Regions from separate parts of the Homo sapiens genome. Here region 1 is linked to region 2. A link is a loop called in an ENCODE intact Hi-C map of the cell type or tissue named here. Cell type or tissue: dorsolateral prefrontal cortex. All regions are shown on one strand. Links, peaks and the distances in the headings refer to the core of each region. The heading gives the core; the rest is flanking DNA. Region 1 overlaps LOC124900647 (nascent polypeptide-associated complex subunit alpha, muscle-specific form-like). Region 2 overlaps LOC105374343 (a long non-coding RNA gene).

Region 1 (10,348 bases), core at 1,508-9,507, 150 kb before region 2:
ATTTATGGATTGATATTTATGGCTTCTCGGCTTTTCAGAGAGTGCACGTTCAGATTTAATATCCTGTTTTACCCAAGGGCTACCTGGGAGTGTGTTGGTTTCTAAGTTTCTGGGGGAAGAGGTGGCACTTTCCGTTATTTATTTTACAATTTTTTGGATAACAGGATCATTTTAATTATTCTACTTTTTAGTTCCTTGAGGTTTTCTTTGCAGCCAATACACAACAGACATGGACTTATCGGAAGTCGGAACGTTTGGAAGCTCTGTTTCCCGTGAGGAATCTTCGGAAGCGCTGTTTCCCATGAGGAACGTGAGCATGACCATCCATATTGATCTGTCTGCATTTTTCTGTTGCCACTAGACCTAATTATGGAGAGAGAGACACGGAGGGAGCTCCTGTGACCCTCAAGTCCCCTCATCATGTCCCCGTCCTGTTGGCTTTCCGAGTTTAGCTCCCATGTTTGGACCATGGAGGTTTATGTCTTCTATCTCAGTCATCGTCCCTGCCACATGCCCAACCAGACATGCTGACATCACAGGCCCTACTTAGCCCTGTTTCCTCTCCCCTTGGCCTCACCTTGATGTCAGGGGGGTGTCCTCTGGTCTGACTCAGAGGCAGTGACTGGCTTCCTTCTAGTACCTTCTCTGGATAATGAGTATGGATGACATACCTTCTAGTGTCTGCTGTCGCGCTTACCGGTGACACTTCTGGGCTGGTTTGTGATGCCTGGGATGGAGCCGTCTCCCTAGTGGTCATGGATGATGTTTCACTGTCCCCTGCTTCTGGTGGCACAGATGAGAACTCCAGGCCTCGTGCTCTCTCTGCTGGCACACACATCTTCCCTCCATGCTGGCTGCACACCTGCCCATGGGGTTTCTGCAGGAGAGGAGACAGCCAGAGGCCCAAGTGGGGTGTGTGGCAGGCAGGCAGCAACCCTGGTCACTGCAGTGGCCTCTGCTCTGAGTCTCGGGAGTAACCCTGGTCACCGCAGTGGCCTCTGCTCTGCTTCTCAGCTATGCCTGGTGTGACCCCCAGGGTCTTGGTCGGCATGAGGCCACAGAGCTCACGTGCACTTCCCGCAGCTGCTTCCACGGTATAGATGAGAGGTTCCCATGGAGCTCACATGACCTCTAGAGACTTGCAGACCCCTATGCTGTCAGACAGAGGAGGCTGAGGCTCAGAGAGGCACAGTCACCTTCTTGAAGATGCACAGCCGTGAGTGAAGAAGCTGGGATTTCTCCTGGTCTCTCTGACCCTGGAACACGTGGCCTCTGGGTGTGCCCAGTAAGAGACGTTAAAGAAGGGCCTCCCCCATGAGCCCTGACTGAGGCGGGGCGCTAGGCACCCCATCGATGTGCTTCGTGGTTCACAGGGGAGAGGCAGAGGGCCTGTCGGGGGGCAGCGATGGGGCAGCCAGAGGGGGCGGTCCTGGCCTGTGTGAGCCTCCTTGAGGGGAGGGTGCCAGGAACTACCCCATGATCTTCTATTCTCATGTAAGCCACAAGACCCCAACCCAGATCCCCACAGCAAAGGCGAAGTCACCAACTCAACAAGGCGCGTGGCCAGGCGTGGGGCTCACGCCTGCAATCCCAGCACCATGGGAGGCTGAGCAGGAGGATGGCTCGAAGCCAGGAGTTCGAAACCAGCCTGTGCAACACAGCGAGACCGCTCTACAAAAATAAAAAAAAATCAGCTGGGTGTGGTAGTGCACACCTGTAGTCCCAACTACTTGGGAGGCTGAGGTGTGGGCATCCTGGGGCTGGGGGTCTCCGGGGTGGGGGGTCTGGGGCAGGGGCATCCCAGGGCTGCTGGCCATGACCAGGCTTTGCGCCTCTGCCTGCTGATGGCCCTGGGGCTGTGATGGCGGTTTTGCACAGAGCCCACCCTCCAGCCCTGCTTGCTGAGGGCTACTCGAGGGGCTGCGGCAGTGCCTACCCACATGTGGTGCCCGGGATGCAGCCCCCATCCGCCCAACCTCGAGCTGTGCCTGGAGAGGCGGGGGGAGGTTCAGGTGCCATGGCAGCCTCCAAGGGGCCGAGGACTTAGGGAGGGTGCTGGAAGCTGGCCGGCCTGTGAGGGACCCCTGAGGCGCAGGGGGCCAGGGCCACCAAGCTGATGCGCCCACCGACGGGCCAGGGGGCCGGTCCTGTTGCCTGTGGGAGTAGTGGATGGGGGAGAGCGAAGTGGTTCCTGCGAGGCCGGCCACACACCAGCGGGACCCGCCCTGGGACCGCAGGAGATGCGGGAGTGGGACATTGAGTCATGGGCACCAGCCTCGGGCCATCTCCAGAGGACGGCGGTGGGGGCAGAGCCCAGGAGGAGGAGCTGCCTGGGGCGCCCTCCCTGTGGTCCTGAGCCCTGAGCCGCCGGCTGCGGGGTTGGAGCCGCCGGCTGCGGGGTTGGAGCCGCCGGCTGCGGGGTTGGAGACGCCGGCTGCGGGGTTGGAGCCGCCGGCTGCGGGGTTGGAGCCGCCGGCTGCGGGGTTGGAACCGCCGGCTGTGAGGTGAGGCCGCCGGCTGCGGGGTTGGAGTCGCCGGCTGCGAGGTTGGAGCCGCCGGCTGCGGGGTTGGAGCCGCCGGCTGCGGGGTTGGAGTCGCCGGCTGTGGCGTTGGAGCCGCCGGCTGTGGGGTGAGGCCTCTGCTGGCTGCGGGGTTGGAACCGCCGGCTGTGAGGTGAGGCCTCTGCCAGGCAGCCCCCGCTGAGTGTTTTTCCTTCCACTGCCTCTGGCCCCGGGCCAGACTTGGAAACGCTGACCCACATTCCCCCCGCGCCCGGCAGAAACCAGGCCACCAGCGAGGCTGGGGAGGGTGTCCCGGCAGCGGGGCCAGCTCAGACTTTCCAGGCTGGGGAGCAGGTCCCGCGGGCCAGAGCAGGGGGACTCTTCCCGGGGCCTCCGGCGCAGCTGGCCCAGAGAAGAGGACGGAGCCCACCCGGGCCAGGAAGAAGCTAAGCTGTGCAAGCCGCCCTGTCCCACACAGCCCTGCCTGCGGCCTGCGCTACCGCGGCCCGGCTTCCCCGTTTCTTCCCACTCCCCCTGCAGGGCACGCCAGCCGCTCCATCCGGTCCTCCAGGCCTGGGGCCGTCGCTGTCCCCCGGGGGCTGGTCCCAGGCCTCCCACCCTGGGGCTCGGCTCCTTGAACCGCCTCTGAAGTGGTCCCTCTATCGGGACCTGCGGGTGAGCCCCGTTGGTCCTTTTTCCTGCCACCCTGACTGGGCCACCTCCCAATGACATGGCCTTGGCAGAAGAGGCCCGCACACCTCGCCGAAGACCCTTGGAGGAGCCCATTTGCCGTCGTGGGGCTGGGGGTGGAGGGAGGCCGGCCGGAGGGTGTCTCTCTCCCCATAGGCACTGCCTGCTGTGCCCAAAGTCTGGCCGCAGCTCCCCGGAGACGTCCTGTGGGGCCTCTGGCAAGGCCACTTCAAAGCTTGTGGCTGCAGGGAAGGTGGGAACAGCTGCTGGGCCACAGGGCACCCCCCTGGGTTCCACATACTGGCAGCCTCGTCCAAAGAAGAGGGACAGGGAGCAGGGCCCACGCCACCCCCGTGTTATTCCCACAGCTCCCCCACGTCCTTTCCACGCCACCCGCACGTCCTTCCCACACCCCCCACATCCTTCCCACACCGTCCCCCACGTCCTTCCCACGCTGCCCCCCCACGTCCTTCCCACGCCACCCCCCCACGTCCTTCCCACGCCACCCCCCCACGTCCTTCCCACGCCACCCCCCACGTCCTTCCCACACCACCCCCCACGTCCTTCCCACACCGCCCATGTCCTTCCTACACCCCCCACGTCCTTCCCACGCCCCCTACATCCTTCCCACACCCCCCACATCCTTCCCATGCCCCCTCCACATCCTTCCCATGCCCCCTCCACATCCTTCCCATGCCCCCCACGTTCTTGTCCCATGGTCAGCGGCAGGTCCTACGGGAGTGACCCCTGTTGCTGGGGAGGTGTTCTGGTGACACAGGGCTGTAGGGACACACAACCTTCCCTCCTGGAGAAAGGACTCAGTCCCCACCCAGCTCCCCCACACTCCTATTCCTCCTCCCCAGCCCCAGGGTGGGGCCCACTGAGACTGGGGGGGCTCTGGAGAGAGGCCAGGCCTGGCGTGCTGGACTCCCCCAGGACAGATACCCGGTGACGGGGACACCCAGTGATGAAGGGTGTGTGGGGCAGGGGACAGGATGGACCTGGGCAGAGACTGGGACAGGGGACGTTGCACCCTCCAGTGCCCACTGAGTCTCTGCAGTGACATCCACTTTCTCTCTGCAGGGTCCATTAGCATCCTCCAGATCAAAGGCAGGGTCAGCCTCAGATGCAGGCATGTGCATGGTGTGTGAGCACATGTGCTGTGTGTGTGCACCCATGTGTGAGGCGTGTATCTGGCATGGTGCAGCTGTGTCGGGCATGTGTACGTATACAAGTGTGTGCACGTGTGTGTGGCATGCATGCATGTCCACATATGTGTGTGGGCCTGGTGGGTACTCAGATGTCTCCATCCCATGCCCCACCCTGTGCCAGATGAGGTGGCAGCAGAGAAGGGACCCCAGCAGCTGCTGCAGTGGACATTGAGCTCTGCCCCCTCCCTGGCACCTCCTTCCACTCGGCCTTGCTTCTGAGGGCCCCTGGCTGCTGGAACAGCCTGATGTGAGGGCTTGATGCTGGGCCGTGGCCTCAGCAAGCCTCTCCTTGGCCGGTGGCATCTCCCTGGGGTGTATGTGGGGCTGGGGCAAGTGCTCTCTGGGCTAAAGGAGCAAAGGCTTCCAGCAGGATGGCCGTACCCCCCAAGCCTTCCTAGAATCCAGGCTGCGAGCTTCTGTGTTAAGAGGCTAAGAAACAAGGAGGCAGGTCCCTCTTTGTTTGCCCCGGGCAGCTCCGGCTTAGCCTGAGCCACCCTCTGCTGCTCTGTGCTGCTCCCGCTGCCCTTTCCAGCCCAGGGGTGCTGCTGGGAAGAGGCTTCCCTGTGAGCACTCAGCCTTCTCACCCTAATGCCAATCCGAAAATGGCAACTGAGTTTAGCTACAGCAAAGGGCTTTACCATCGTGTCAAGAGATTGAGAGTAGGAAACTCTATTGGGAAAAAGAAAATGTGAAATTTAAAGCATAAATCCCTGAATTCCAAATCCCTTTCCTTGGCTCCACAGCCAACCCTGGCCAGCCAGCACAGGGCTGCCAAGACCAGCCCTAGGGCTGACTCAGAGCTTGGACAGAGTCCCACACTCAGTAGAGCTGCTTGGCTGGCTGTGGGTCACGAGGAAAGGGATTATCTCTGTGCTAAAGCATGTGGGGCCATCTGGTGAGGTCACCCCCATCCCACACTCTGCAGAGGAAGAAACTGAGGCCTTGAGAGAGCTTAACCCATGCCGGGTCACACAGCCGTGGACAGGCCTGAGCTGGAATCCTTGTCCCCTGACGCTAGCATGGGGCTTCCTCTGGCCCCTCCTTGCTGTGGAGAGATGAGGGGCACCCACATCCTCATGGGGCTGAGTCTCTTCTATCCCATCAGAGCCCTGGAAACAGGGACCCAAGTGGTCTGCGGCCACCAGCCTGGGTGTGGCCTGAAGGCTGGGTGTGTAGGCCTATGGGGAGGGGCTGGCTGTCCTGGGAGCTATGTACCTGAATGTAGAATGACAGGAACTCACTGCAAACCTTGGTAACTTGTGGGCACCTCCTCCACCCTCTCTCCACACTGATCCAACCGCTGCCTCGCACACACCCTATGGTTCTGGTGTCCCCTCCAGGCAGGGCCTACACAGCCCGAGGAGGCCTCTGTCCTTGCACTCCCACTAGGCAGAGGTCTCTCCTGCCCCTGGCCTTCCCAGTGGATTTCAGTGCTGAGTTCTGAGCCAAGGTGTGAGAGGAGGGGCGCCATCATCCCAAGGAGTGCACTCTAGGCTGAACTGTCAGGGAAGAGCATCAAGGAGCCTCCAGCACCTTCACTGGGAGACTGGCTCCTCAACCCTGTCCGTCTACTCCTGTGGGCCAAAACTCACGACTTTTACTTTTAGGTCTTTGATCAATTTTATACATGGTTAATTTTTTTGTATATGGTGTGAGGTAGGAGTCCAAATACCTTCTTTTGCAAATGGAGGTCCAGTTGTCTGAGCACCATTTGCTGAGGAGCTGATCTCTCCTCAAGTGAGTGACTTTGGCACCCTTGTTGAAACCAGTTCACCATAAAAGTAGGGGTTTATTTTTGGACTTTCAATTCTGTTCCATTGTCTCTATACCTAGCCTTAAGCCAGTACCATACTGTCTTGATTACTACAGTTTTGTAGTAATTTTTGAAATTGGGACGTGTAAGTCTTCCAATTTAGTTCTTTTATTGGGTAGTTTTGGCAATCTGAGGCCTCTTGCAATTCCGTATGAATTTTAGGATCAGACTTTCCATTTCTGCAAAAAAAAAAAAAGAAAAAAAAAGCAGTTAGAATTTTGATGGGGATTGGATTGAATCTGTAGACCAATATGGGGACTATTGCTGTCTTAACAATATTAATTCTTCTAATTGAGGAACACAAGATGTCTTTCCACATATTTAAATGTTTAATTTCTTCTAATGATGTTTTGTAGTTTTTAGTGTTCAAGTTGTGTACTTCTTTGATTGAATTTATTCCTAAGCTTATTCTTTTGATGTGATTATAAATGGAATCGTTTTCTTAATTTCATTTTCATATTGTTCATTGTTTTAGAAACGTGACTGATTTTTATAATATTGGTCTGTATTTTCAGCCTTGCAGAACTCATTTCTCAGCTCCAATGTTTTTGCATGGATTTCTGATGATTTTGTATGCATGAAATCATGTCATCTGCAAATAGAAATAGTTTTACTTCTTCCTTGCCAACCTGGCTGCCTCTAATTTTATTTTCTTGCCTAATCATTCATATTGAACCAACTTTGCATTCATTGTGCATAATCTTTTCGAAAATGTTGCTGGATTAAGTTTACTGGTATTTTGTTGAACATTTTTTGCAGCTATATTCATAAGAGATACTGGAAAGTTTATTTTTTGTGTGACGATTTTGTCTAGTTTTGGTATCAGGGTAATACTGGCCTCTGAATGAGTGAGGAAGTGTTCCCTATTTTGGAAGAATTTATGAAGGATTGGTATTAATTATGCTTCAAACATTTGGTAAAATTCACCAGGGAAGCCATCTCATCCTGGGCTTTTCTTTGTGGGAAGTTTGTTTTTTTTTGTTTGTTTTTTTTTTTCCTACTTCAATCTCTTCATTTGTGTTAGGTCTATTCAGATTTTGTATGTCTTCATGAGTCAGTTTCAGTAGTTTGTGTCTTTCCAGGAATTTGTTCATTTCATTTAGATTATTTAATTGGTTGGCACATTGTTCATAAGAGTCCCTCATAAATCTTTTAATTTCTGTAATGTCATTAGTAATGTCTTCTATTTCATTCCTGATTTTAGTAAATTTGAGTCTTCTCTTTTTTCTTAGTCTGGCTATTCAATTTTCTTGATCTTTTCAAAAACCAACTTTTTTTTTTTTTTTTTTGAGATGGAGTCTCACTCTGTCACCCAGGCTGGAGTGCAGTGGCATGATCTCAGCTCACTTACAAGCTCTGCCTCCTGGGTTCAAGCCATTCTCCTACCTCAGCCTCGTGGGTAGCTGGGACTACAGGTGGGTGCCACCATGCCCGGCTAGTTTTTTGTATTTTTTAGTAGAAACGGGGTTTCACCATCTTAGCTAGGATGGTCTCGATCTCCCGACCTTGTGATCCGCCCGCCTCAGCCTCCCAAAGTGCTGGGATTATAGGTGTGAGCCACCGCACCTGGCCTTCCAAAAACCAACTTTTGTTTTTTGTTTTCTTTTCTTTCTTTCTTTCTTTTTTTTTTTTTTTTTTTTGAGACAGGGTCTCACTCTGTTGCCCAGGCTGGAGTGCAGTGGTGGCATGATCTTGGCTCACTGCAGCCTCGACCTCCTGGGCTCAAGCCTCCCAGGTAGCTGGGACCACAGGTGCGTGCCACCACACCCAGCTATTTTTTATTTTTGTAGAGATGGGGTTTTACCGTTTGCCCCTGCTGGTCTTGAACTCCTGAGCTCAAGAGATCTGCCTGCCTTAGCCTCCTGAAGTGCTGGGATTACAGGTGTGAGCCACCATACCCGGTCTGTTTTAATTGATCTTTTAAATTATTTTTCTACTGTAATTTATCTCTGCTCTACTATTTATTATTTCCTTCTGCTTGCTTTGACTTACTGTGCTGTTTTTTTCTCGTTTCTTTAGGTGGAAGGTTGGGTTATTGATTTGAGATCTCTTTTTATTTAGTGTAAGTATCCACAGCTGTACATTTCCCTGTAAGCACTGTTTAGCTTCATCTGTATTTTAGTATATTGTGTTTTCATTTCCATTTATCTCAAACTATCTTCTAAATTCTCTTGTGAATGCTTCTTTGCCCTATTGGATACTAAGGAGTTCAGTGTTTTATTAACATATTTTTTAATTACCCAAATTTCTTTCTGTTATTGATTTGTAATTTCATTCAATTGTGGTAAGAGAACATACTTTGCATGATTTCAATCATTTTAAATTTGTTGAGATTTATTTTATGACAACATCGGGTTTATTCTGTCAGACATTCCACGTGCACTTGAGAATAATGGGCACAACAACCTTTGCAGTTGTTGGTGGAGTATTCTACAGACGTCTGCCAAGTCTAGGTGGGTTAGAGCCTGTTGACGTCTTCTACTGACTTTTGATTTTCTGTCCTGTTGCTTTATCCATGATTGGAAATGGGCTATTGAAAGCTGGAAGTCTCCAGCTGTTATTGTTGAATTGTCCATTTTGCCCTTCATCATTTCCGCTTTGGCTTCATGTATCTTGGGGCTCTGTGTCAGGTGCACATATGTTGATAACGGTGATATTTTCTTGATGGATGTACCCTTTTATCACTATAAAATATCCTTGTCTGTTTTAACAACTTTTGTCCGAAGGTCTGTTTTCTTTCATATTGTCACAGTCACTCCAGCTCTCTTCTGCTTACTATTCTATCTTTGCTCTTTTACTTCAGAGTGTCTTTGAATGTGCGTTGAATCATGGTTCTTAAAAGTCAGCCCTTCTATCCGCTGCTTTTTAACTGGAGTGTTTAATTAACATTTAGTTGACACTACATACTGAGTTGATAAGGGAGAATTTAGGCACACCATTTGCTATTTGTTTTCCATATCTTAGGTTTTTTTTGTTCCTCTGTTTCCATATGGCCTTCTTTGGTGTTAAATAGATATTTCCTAGTGTCTCATTTCAACATATTTGTCATTTCTTTTTTTTTTTTTTTTTTTTTTTTGAGACGGAGTCTTGCTCTGTTGCCCAGGCAGTGGTGTGATCTTGGCTCACTGCAACCTCCTCCTCCCAGTTTCAAGCAATTTTCCTGCCTCAGCCTCCTGAGTAGCTGGGATTACAGGCACCCGCCACCACGCCTGGCTAATTTTTTTTTTTTTGTATTTTTTAGTAGAGACGGTGTTTCATCGTGTTGGCCAGGCTTGTCTTAAATTCCTGACCTCAGGAGATCCACTAGCCTTGGCCTCCCAAAGTGCTGGGATTATAGGCGTGTGTTGCTGTGCCTGGCCTGTTATGTGTATTTTATTACAATAAAAAATTGGGGAAAACATTTTCAAAGGGCAGTGTAAAAATAAATAGTTTATGTGTGTAGCTCTTTTTTCTCCTACCTGATTTAAAAGACAACTGCAGAGAGTGATGATTAGACATCTGTGCTGGTAGTCAAATGATGTGTAAACATTTAAATTATATGACAGTGATAGCACAGAGGAGGAGGAGGGAACAGAGCTATATATGCGCAAAGTTTTTGTATACCATTGACATTAAATTATAATTAATCTGAGATCAGTTGTTATAAATTAAGATATTAATTGTAATCCCTAGGGCATCTGCTAAAAAGACACCTTAAAAGGTATAGTAAAAGAAATGACAGAGCAAGACTTTGCCTCAAAAAAAAGATACATATAACATAAAATTTACCATCTTAGCCATTTTAAAGTGTACAGTTGAGTGGCATTAAAAACATTCATCATGTATAAACGTCACCCCATCCATCTCCATAACACTTCATCTTGTGAAACTGAAACTGTGCACTCATTAAACAACAACTCCCCATTTCTGCTCCCCCCAGCTTCTGGCAACCACCAATCTGCTGTCTGTCTCTCTGAATGTGACTATTCTAAGTACCTCATCTAAGTGGAATGACACAATCTTTGTGTTTTGTGACTGGCTTATTTTACTTAGCATAATGTCCTCAAGGGTGATCCATATTATAGCATATGTCCTTCCTTTGTAAGGTGAAATTTCCTTTCTTTCTAAGGCTAAATAATATTCTGCTTATCTGT
Region 2 (10,348 bases), core at 1,674-9,673:
CCCTGCTTGCACTCACTCCGTCCCGCCGCCCTGGGACCTGCTTCTCCTTTGCCTTCCACCATGACTAAGTTTCCTGAGGCCTCCTCAGCCATGCTCAACTGTGAGTCAATTAAACCTCTTTCTTGTATAAATTACCCAGTCTTGGGCAGTTCTTTATAGCAGCGTGGGAACGGACTAATACGCCGAGGAAGGGCGTGAGTGATTCCTCGGCCCAGCCAAGATGGGGAAGGGCGGCAGGTGAGAGGCTGAGGGGAGGGGCAGAGTCGGAGCCGAGTTGGGGGCAAGTCAGGGACAGGCACAGAAGGGGACAGTAGCCAGTGCCACTGGGCTAGGACCTCTGGGGGGGTCTCTCCTGCAGCTCAAGAGACTGGCGTGTGGAGAGCCATGGCCAGGCTTGGTTGAGAAAGTCACTCACTACAAAGCAGAAGCAGCCACATGTGGCTGGAGTGGCCAGCGCAGGGCCCCCGGTATGGGAGAGTGGGTATCCGGCCACATCCGAACCTCTGCCCCACATACAGCCTCCCACAGGGACCCTCCAGGAGGCCCCTGTGTGGGCGCCTCCCACCGGATACGCGGAGAAGCGCAAGGTTCCTCGTGCCCTGTGCTCAGGGCAGCCCATCAGTCTCACTGTGCTGCAGTCGCCTGATGCAGGTGCATGCTCCGAAGGCAGATGAGCCCACAGGAGCTCCTACAGCAGGCTGGGCGTCTGTCCGGAGCACTCTGGGTGTGCTTCCATTTCTAATAGGAGCGAGTTCATATTCAGGTCGCTCGGGCCGGCACGAAGCCCCAGGGGTAACAGATGCTCCCCACGGACGCTGGGGCCCCGCCCTCGGGATGGCCTTCCCTTTCCTCCCCCTGAACAGTTTTCACCACCACCACCCTTTCCAGCCTTCTTCACCTAAATCATCATCAAAGCATACTGGGTACTTCTTGGAAAGAGACCGGCCTTCCTGAGTGAGGGTCTCGCTCCGCATCGGATCAGGTGGCTTTCCCGAGGCCGAGTGCCCACTGCACACTGTGGCGGCCGGCTGGGCCTGGCCTTCCTTGGCAGCCACCTCGAGGAGTGCAACTGGCTGGCATCCGGCCGAAGTCATTCTTAGCTTTAAAATCTCCATGGATGAATAGTGTAAAGCAAAGTATTGGTTTACAATAGCTAGATGTGTTTATCGAAAGTGAAAGAATTTCCAGCTAGCACTATTTTCCCAACTGCAGCAAAGTCAACACCGGCAGGCTGCCGAGAGGGGGTGACAATTTGACCTTCGCGAAGTTGGCGCTGCCAGGACACAGCATCTGCAGTGGGGCTGCCCTGCCCTGGGCCTGGCGTTGGGAACCCAGGAGCAGGTGAGGTGTCCTAGGTTTGGAGGTGGGTGGTGCAGCAAACAGGCTGCCTGGAGGGAGTAGAGAGCCCTGGGCTTCCACCGCCAGCCGCGACAGACAGAATTTTATTGAAAGAACAATCCAGAAAGCCCCCAGAACTGACAGGAAGGCCAGGGAGAAGCCAGGCTCAGGAAGTGGGCAGGCTGGAAGGAGATGGGTCCGGCCACACCTGCGGACCTGTCACGGTGGTGTGCAGGTGCAGGACCTGCCCCTGCAGCCTGGGCTCCGCCTGGATGCTCGCGACCTCCGAGAGACACCCAAATCCCCGCACCCGGGCCTGAGTCGCCTCAGCGGTTCCCGCGCCTCCGCATGGACCTCCAGGCAGGTGTGCCCACCCACTGCAAGGCGGGAGGAGCCGCGTGCACCTCGCCAGCTCCCGGGTGGCACCCTGACACTGACCTGACCTGGACCCCCAAATCAAGGGGAGTTGGGGCCGGGCAGCCTGAAGGCGCAGAGCCCCCTCCCCAAGCACGAGCTTGGTTGCCAGGAAGCCTCTGCTGCGGCTCTGGAGAGGATGAAAATGCGTTCAAACCCAAGCAACTATAAACACGAAGAAAGGTTTTGAACACGTTTTGTTTTCAGACTAAGAGGAAATTCCTAAAATTCTTCGGTGGTAAAACCAAGACTGCACACCGAATTCACATTGGAGCGGGGCTAGGGAAGCATGGCTCCGGAAGGGCTCGGGAAGGGCTCGGGGATGGCTGGGGAAGGGCTCGGGGAGGGCTCGGGAGGGCTGCGGAAAGGCTCGGGAAGGGCTCGGGGAGGGCTCGGGAAGGGCTCGGGGAGGGCTCGGGAAGGGCTCGGGGATGGCTCGGGAAGGGATCGGGAAGGGCTCGGGAAGGCTCGGGAAGGGCTCGGGAAGGCTCGGGAAGGGCTCGGGGAGGGCTGGGGAAAGGCTCGGGAAGGGCTCGGGAAGGGCTGGGGAAAGGCTCGGGAAGGGCTCGGGGAGGGCTGGGGAAAGGCTCGGGAAGGGCTCTGGAAGGACTCGGGAATGGCTCGGGAAGGGCTCGGGAAGGGCTCGGGGAGGGCTGGGGAAGGGCTCGGGGATGGCTGGGGAAGGGCTCGGGGAGGGCTCGGGAGGGCTGCGGAAAGGCTCGGGAAGGGCTCGGGGAGGGCTCGGGAAAGGCTCGGGAAGGGCTCGGGAAGGGCTCGGGAACGGCTCGGGGAGGGCTCGGGGAGGGCTGCGGAAAGGCTCGGGAAGGGCTCGGGGAGGGCTGGGGAAGGGCTGGGGAAGGGCTCGGGGAGGGCTGGGGGAGGGCTCGGGGTGGGGGTGCTGGGGAAGGGCTCTGGGAAGGCTTGGGGAGGGCTCGGGAGTGGGTGTTGGGGAAGGGCTCTGGGAGGGCTCGGGGAGGGCTCGGGGAGGGCTGGGGGAGGGCTGGGGAAGGGCTCGGGGAGGGCTCGGGGAGGACTCGGGAAGGGCTCGGGGAAGGCTCGGTGAGGGTTCCGGAAGGGCTCGGGAAGGGTTCGGGGAGGGCTCGGGAAGGGTTCGGGGAGGGCTCGGGGAGGACTCGGGAAGGGCTCGGGGTGGGCTCGGGAAGGGCTGGGGAAGGGGTCGGGGAGGGCTGGGGGGTTGCTGGGGAAGGGCTCGGAGGCGGAGGGCACCAGGCACTGAGCCTCGCAGAGGCGGCCGATATCCTGAGAGCCTCCCTCGAGAGGCAGCTCGGCGGGCACCTCCTCCGCCAGACTCCGAACTCCAGATCTCACCACTGTCTTTGCACACCCTTCTCTGAAGCCCTGGAGAGGCCCCCATGTCCCCGCAGAGGGATGACCAGTATTGCAGACGCAGCGCACGGAAGAGCGCCCAGCCAGCTCTGGCACCCGCCCTGGCCAGAGTGCTGTGCCCGTTCGTACCGGGTCTGCTCAGGGCCCCCCTCCACCCACACCCCCATCAATAGAGCCTTTTGTGACTTTCAGCTGGGAAAGAATTCCACACTTAAAGAAAAGTTAACGATATTAGCGTTGATGCCAGAACCCGGCTGCCCTAACACGGATTCCCCCACTGTTGATGGCTTGTCTGTTTGCTTTGTTGTGCGGGCTGCACACACCCACAGTCATGTGCAGGACTCGGGTAGTTCCTGGGATTGGCCCTGCTCTTGGCCTGCCACAGACGCGTGGCCACCTTGGCCGTGATGCCAGGATGGGGCAGGTACCTACTGCAGAGACGGACGTTCCCACCCCGACTTTCTCCTGGCCTCAAGCGGCTGGGGCTGCTGGGCAGCGTCCTTCCTGGCCACGCCAGGCTGAGAGCAGTGCAGAGCCAGGACCCCAGGGGCCGGGACCTGCAGTTTCCACCCATGTAGGGAAGGGAGGCCATTGCCATTATCACCAGGGTCTCCACAGGCACCAGGGTGAGGATGACCAGAGCCATTGGAAATCAGACAAAGCCTGGAATCTTGGGGGAAGCAGAGGCCACCCCTGGCCTGCACTGTGGGGAGGGGCTCAGGGCTCAGATGCCTCTCAGGGCCACTGTTCCTCGGGCCAGGCTCATTCAGACACATGGCTGGGTCTGATCACAGTCTCAGGCGATGGGCATGGGGCAGGGGTCTGAGGCTGGGAACAGACAGCCCCTCTCCGAGTCTGGCAGGAGGGCAGCTCAGGAGCTGGCCTGGGCCAGTGGCTGCCCCCAGGCAGGGCCAGGTGATTCCGGAGGCAGCAACAGATGTTCTCCAAAGCTGCCTCTGAGACAGGACCAGGGCTGCAGGGTTCATCCCTCATTTTTCCAAATGTAGTAGACTTAAATCATCACCATATTTACTTGGAAAACTGCTTTCACAAGAGCCCATATGACCGCAGGAACAGAAAAACACCCATGGCAGTGAGGTTGCTTTGGCGGAACCCGCCAGGTGGCCCCACCAGGGCTCACAGCGCAGGAATTGCCTTAAATAGGGCAGCTCCAGCTCCAGCAGAGCAGAGGACACCCCAGCTCCGTTCCCAGTCATCCAGGCAGCAGAAAGCAACACAGGACCTGGCTCCGTCCTCACGGAACGTGTGGGCTGGGAAGGCCTCACATGCCTGGCAAGGGGCTGGGGCTCCCCAGGACCTTCAGAGCACCAGGCACCTACCCTGGCAGCTGGGGAGAGTAGGACTTACGGGACCTTCATCTGCTCCAGACCCTCAGAGCTGCGTTTTCCCCAAGGGAAGGGAAACATGGCTGCAGGAACTCAGGAGGGCTGGAAAGAATGTGGTTCTTGGACTTACGGACCTTCAGAAACCTCAGGAATCCACTCTCAGGAAATGTCTTTTCTGCCCTCATAGAAACACTGAGAAATGTGGCCTTAAGCCCGATGGAGCCCGGGGCTGCCTGCGATCAGGCACCGGAGGGCTCGGACCTGCAACTAGGGTGGGTTGGGGGGCTTGGCGCCAGAACACCAGGATGAGAGGGGCCGGGCTCAGCGCAGCTCAGCGCCTCCGGGGACCACGTGGTGGCTGGTTCAATTCACGTGAGGCTTGGAGAGCAGGGTTTAAGAGGGTCCCTCAAACCAAGCAAGAGAGCAGAGGGAGTACTGCGGAGCCAGGGCCAGCAGTCTGCGTTCAGAGCAGCCCTGCTCCCGGCCACCCCGTTCCGGCTGCCTCTCCCGCCCCCAGGTCCCTGCCCCCTGCTCTGCCGTTCCTGCCCGGCTGCAGCTCACCCCAGGCCCGTCCGGCATGGAAGGGGAGGCCCTGGGCTGGGGCGGGGGGTGTCCGTGAGTCAGCAAGTGACCAAGCAGGGGTTGCATCACCTCGATGACTCGCACGCCTCCCTGCAGAGGGTCCCGCGGCTGACTCAGGAAGGGGATGAGTGATGGGTGTGAGTCATCACTCGCGGAGCCAGTGGTCACTGGAGGCGTCCAAACACAGACTCTCAGTGTTGGAATTGGCAGGAGCTGTGGGGATGGACACACTCAGTCTGTGGCTGCAGTCGGGGAAACCAACGCCCTGCTCCCCATGCAGCCTGCACACCGCACCCAGGAAGCCTGCCTCTCCTGGACAAGGTCCTCCACAGCTCCCTTTGTCCTCAGTATGTGGACCCTTTGGGGTGTGGCCCAGCCCCTCCTGACCCCTTAGGGCACACCCCAGCCACAAAGCACCACACGCGGCCACCCAGGTCTCAGGCAGCCTGGGAAATGTGTCTGTGCATCACTGCTCTGTGCCAGTGGACACGTGTGTGCGCGTGCATGTTGGTGTGCAGATGTGTGTATGCATGCATATGTGTGCATGTAGGTGTGTACATGTATGTGTGCGTGTAGGTGTATGTAGGTGGTGTATGTAGGTGTGTGTATGTGTATGTGTATATATGTGTGCACGCATGTATATGGGGTGTGCATGTGGGTGTATATGTGTGCCTGTGGGTGCATGTAAGGGTGGGTGTGTGTATGTCAGTGTGCAGGGGTGGGGGGTGTGCATGTGTGTTGTGTGCGGGGGTGGGTGGGTACGCGTGTGTGGGTAGGTGTGCGGTGGTGGGTGTGTGTGTCAGTGTGTGGGTGTGGGTGTGTGGGTGTGTGTGTGTCAGTGTGCAGGGGTTGGGGGTGTGCATGTGTGTGTCAGTGTGCAGGGGTGGGTGGGTGGGTGTCTTGTGCAGATGTGTGTGTGTCAGTGTGTGGGGGTCGGTGTGTGTGTGTCTGCGGGGGTGGGTGTGTGGGTAGGTGTGTGTGTGTCAGTGTGGGGGTGGGTGGGTGTGTCAGTGTGCAGGGGTGTGTGTCGGTGGGGTGGGTGTGTGTCAGTGTGCAGAGGTGAGTGGGTGGGTGTGTGTCAGTGTGCGGGGGTGGGTTGTGTGTCGGTGTGCGGGGATGGGTGGGTGTGTGTTGGTGTGTGGGGTGGGTGTGTGGGTAGGTGTGTGTATCGGTGTGCGGGGGTGGGTGTGTGTCTGTGCGGGGGTGTGTGTCAGTGTGCAGGAGTGGGTGTCAGTGTGCAGGAGTGGGTGTGTGTCAGTGTGCGGGTGTCACTGTAGGTGTGTGTCGGTGTGGGGGGTGGATGTGTCAGTGTGTGGGGGTGGGTGTGTGTCAGTGTGCGGGGGGTGTGTTTGTGGAGGTGTGTGTGTCGGTGTGTGTGTGGGTGTGTCAGTGTGCGGGGGTGTATGTGGAGGTGTGTGTGTCGGTGTGTGTGTCGGTGTGTGTGTGGGTGTGCATGTGTAGATGTGCGTGTGTGCATGTGTGGGTGTAGGTGTGGAAGTGGGTTGGTGGGGGTTGGGTGGGGGTGGGTGTATATTTGTCTGTGTGTTGGTGTGTGGGGGTGGGTGTGTCTGTGTGTGTGTGTGTAAACTTCTGCCCAGTCCCTGCTGGGGGGCACTCTCAGACTCAGTATTTGGGGAGGCTGAGGGAGTTGAGGAGAGCAGCAGGACCCTGGACTTGGAGAACGGTTTGGAGGACGGTGGTCTTTGGTGGCTGCTCAGCTCCTTATGGCCCCAGGTGCAGGTGACTTGGTCCTGACTCCATGTTTCCTGCCAGCAGGGGAGTGTGGCCTGGTGGGTGGGGGCCCCCAGGGGAGGTAGGGCTTGCGGGAGTGTGGATACCCGGCTCCTTCGGGTGTGGCGGCACCAGTGTCCCTCCTGCCCGCTGTGCTGGTTGCTTCTCTTACTTTGCTCCCACACGGGATGTCTCCCTTTATTCTATTTTCACTTGCAGTGCTTCTGGTTTCTCCACTTTTACATCTTAGACTGAAACTTGGCAGAAAACGATGCACGATAGGATGTTTCTGAGCCAAGACCCCTTTGAGGACAGGCTGGCTGCTGATTCGAGAGCACGGCCCAGAGCATTCAAGGAGAACATCCTTGCTGTTGGGTTTGTTTTCTTTGCAGAGTGGAGCTGTGGAAGCCGACGGACACTCCTGGCTGGCTGCAGCCAGGCAGCGCAGAGGGAGGTGCGTGTTGGCAAACGTTTGTAACGCTCACTGAGCGGTGAGCAAGACGGGGCGTCGTGCTCGCCTTTTGTGAAAAGGAACAAAAGTGCTGCCGGATTCCTGGCCTGGGTGGAGCCCCATTCACATGACCCCCAGGGGCTGGGGTCACCCCCTGAGGTCCCTCCGTGGCTCCTCGCCTGCTCCGGTGGGGCTGGGGGAGGTGGCTTAGCTGAGGCTGCACCTCCGGGGGAGGAGCTGACAGGCGCCAGCACACACATGCAGGGGTGTGTGTGTGTGTGTGTGTGTGTGTGCACTCGCCAGCGCCTCCCCCCGGGGGGTGCAGCCTCAGCTAAGCACACACACACACACACCTACATGCACACATGTGCACCGACACACACACATGCACACACAGTTCTAGAATGACCACCCTCACCACCTCAAGACTGGCCATCGGAGGGGCCACACTCAGAGGCACGGCGGCTCGAGTGGCCAGCGCCAGCAGGCGGGAGCAGCAGGAGGGGAGCGGGTGCCGCCAGCCCTGCGGTGGCCGTGGGCCTGCCACCCATGAGGCCGAATTGCTCATGGAACTCATGGCCCCAGCTCCAGCCCTGTGGAACCAGCGGCCCTCCCACCCTCCACAGGGGCAGCTGAGCTTCCAAAGGCGAAGGCTGGAATCCAGTCCTTGGAACAATTTCCAGATGTTTTTGGCGTTAAAGTGCCTCCTGTGAAACTGGGGGTGCAGCCGGGCTGCCAGCCTGGGGTCTCCGGTCTACCCAGTGGGCACTTTTGTCATTTGGTCTGGCAACCATGCCACTCTGAAGAATGCTCTCTGCCCTCCAAGGAGAGCAGCCAGCCAGCGGGAGGCCTGTGCCGGGCAGTGGGCACGGGCCCTGACCCCAGCTTGGGGAGGGGCCTGGCATGGCAGGAACATCCTTACAGGCCCCAAAGCTTTAGCACAGTGGGAAGAGTGCACGGCACCTCTGAGCCTGCTCCCCAGGGGCACTAGGCCAACCAGGAGCCTGCCTGCCAGCACCCTCCGCAGCCCACCCTGCCTGGGTGGACAGACGGAGGCAGCCTGGGACCCCCTTGCCACGTGCCCCTCTGCAGTCCTGGTCACCCCATTGTTCAAGGGGTGCTAGGACCCTGAGCACTGCCCTGACCCTAGGCAGTAGGGAAGTGAGGGACACACACACGAGAACACACACGCCATCCACACACACACACACACACGAACGCACACGCCATGCACACACACAGAGCACCCACATGTGCACTTGCTCAAGTGTGCACAGACGCACGTGCATGGAAACCCCAGTACACGTGTACATCCCCACTCATGCACATGTACACACACACACACGAAACCCCAGCCCCACACACAACTACAGCACCAGGTGACACCTTTGCAGAAAAGGGATCGTGAAGCCTCAGACCCAAGTCAGGACTCAGAGCCCGGAAGCCTGTGTCTGCACCGGGCTCCCTCGCCTCCTGCCAGTGAGGCCCTGCCAGGCTGGGGAGGTGCCTGAGGGAGCGGCAGGAATGCAGAACCTGGGCACACCTGGGAGATGAGGCCTCCTACAGCCAGGCTCCCTGACCACGGTGTGGGCTGCAGCCTGCCATGGCCAGGTGCTGCCCATTTCAGGACCGAGGGTTCCTCAGTGACAGGCCCACAGGCTCCAGGCCACAAGGACCTCAGTTTCCCCACCTCCCTGGACCTGGGCTTGGGCCCCAGTTGCCCATCTAGGTGGCAGGGGCCCAGTGTCCCTAGGCTGTGACAACAGGGCTGCTCCCCAGAACTGCAGCACCAACCCTCCCCTCCCAAGGCCCCCAGCCCCTCACTCCCACTGGGCCGGGTGCCCACCCTCCACAGGGCCGGCAGGAACAACCACATTGGCCTGGTGAGCACTCGTTTGGGAAACTGGATATATTTGCAATTTTTAAAACGCTCAGAGCCAACATTCAAAATGGGGCTGTTTTTCCAGTGGAAAATGTAACATGAGCCCAGAACCACTCCCGCTCACACAGAGGCCCGCCCCCACCACCACCGCCACGCCTGGGCCAGGGCTTTACTCAGGGCCAAGCCTGGCCAGCTCCTGCGGCCCCGGCCCAGCACCCGCCACCCCCCCACACACCTGAAGCCTTCAGACCAGTGTGCAGGAGAGGCTGAGGGCAGCTGCCCAGGGCAGACAAGGGCGCAAGGGGCAGGCAGAAGGCCCTGAAGACCCCCCGCCATGGCTGGGTAGGCTCTGTCTCAGGGGTGTTCAATCAAATCAAGGGCCGCTTGGCCTCATACAGCCAGGCCCCTCTGCCCCCCAGGTGCCACAGAGAACCCGGCAACCACAGGGCAGACCCTTCCCCTCCACGGGGCCCCCATGGCCGACACACCCTGGACGAAGCCAGCAGGAGTGAGGTTGCCTCTGGGGTCTGTGGGCCCAGGTGCTACCCGACATGGTGGGACCCCGTTGCTCCCACACTCCTGGGGCAGCTGGGACAGCCGCTGTGACCTTCCCGCCTCAGAGGGGCTGTGCCCACCAGGCTGGGTAAACCTGTGACTGCTCATCCTCCTGGAAGGAGGACATCACCCTGCCACCAGCTTCAGCAACAAACACAGAAGACAACAGCTGTGACTGCAGCCTCTCCTGACACCCGGGAAGAGCTTCCCGAAGGCAGCGCGCCCAGTGCTTTGTGGATGTTTGTGGAGAAGATCAAATAAATGGTGGCCCTTTGAGACCTCAGCTGCGGTGCTGGGCAGAACATCAGAGAAGGCCCGGGTGCAGGGCTCACGCCTGGAATCCCAGCACTTTGGGAGGCCGAGGCGGGTGGATCACCTGAGGTCAGGAGTTTAAGACCATCCTGGCCAACATGGTGAAACCCCGTCTCTATTAAAAATACAAAAATTAGCCGGGCGTGGTGGTGCGTGCCCAGATACTCAGGAGGCTGAGGCAGAATTGCTTGAACCTGGGAGGCGGAGGTTGCAGTGAGCCAAGATCGTGCCACTGCACTCCAGCCTGGGGGACAGAGCAAGACTCTGTCTCAAGAAAAAAAAAAGGAATATCAGAGAAGCTTCCCTGAGGGTCGTGCCCCATAGCATCCGCCTGTCCAGCCCCCAGGCCTGCCCCATGCAGAAGCTGAGGCCCCTCCCTGACCCAGCAGG

The links. Peaks named below come from ENCODE experiments on the same cell type or tissue, not always from the same donor. Only the 100,000 strongest peaks of a DNase experiment are listed, where the experiment ranks them.
Region 1: it touches region 2 in a loop (1.9-fold over the local background); 1 of 110 quality-filtered maps calls a loop at or near these places.

The regions. Positions count from the first base shown.
Region 1 is chr4:1,187,146-1,197,493 of GRCh38, reverse strand. LOC124900647 (nascent polypeptide-associated complex subunit alpha, muscle-specific form-like) reads right to left here. Exons shown (of 3, transcript XM_047416477.1): 2 at 698-6,394; 3 at 1-363. The coding sequence starts at 3,908. The coding sequence ends at 2,262. LOC100130872 (a long non-coding RNA gene) reads left to right here. Exons shown (of 4, transcript NR_024569.1): 4 at 1-1,711. It also overlaps a transcript of SPON2 not described here. Among named protein-coding and RNA genes, the nearest start is that of CTBP1-AS, 18 kb to the left of the region's middle. RefSeq lists enhancers at 1-933, 2,474-3,185. In dorsolateral prefrontal cortex, for the core only: no CTCF peak of the experiment used is centred there; DNase peaks (open chromatin) are centred at 2,743 and 5,223; H3K4me3 peaks cover 1,430 bases; H3K27ac peaks cover 2,008 bases.
Region 2 is chr4:1,038,587-1,048,934 of GRCh38, reverse strand. All of the region lies in intron 1 of LOC105374343 (a long non-coding RNA gene), which reads right to left. Among named protein-coding and RNA genes, the nearest start is that of FGFRL1, 32 kb to the right of the region's middle. RefSeq lists silencers at 6,835-7,016, 7,397-7,595 and an enhancer at 9,125-10,058. In dorsolateral prefrontal cortex, for the core only: no CTCF peak of the experiment used is centred there; DNase peaks (open chromatin) are centred at 2,194 and 5,194; H3K4me3 peaks cover 2,717 bases; H3K27me3 peaks cover 1,341 bases.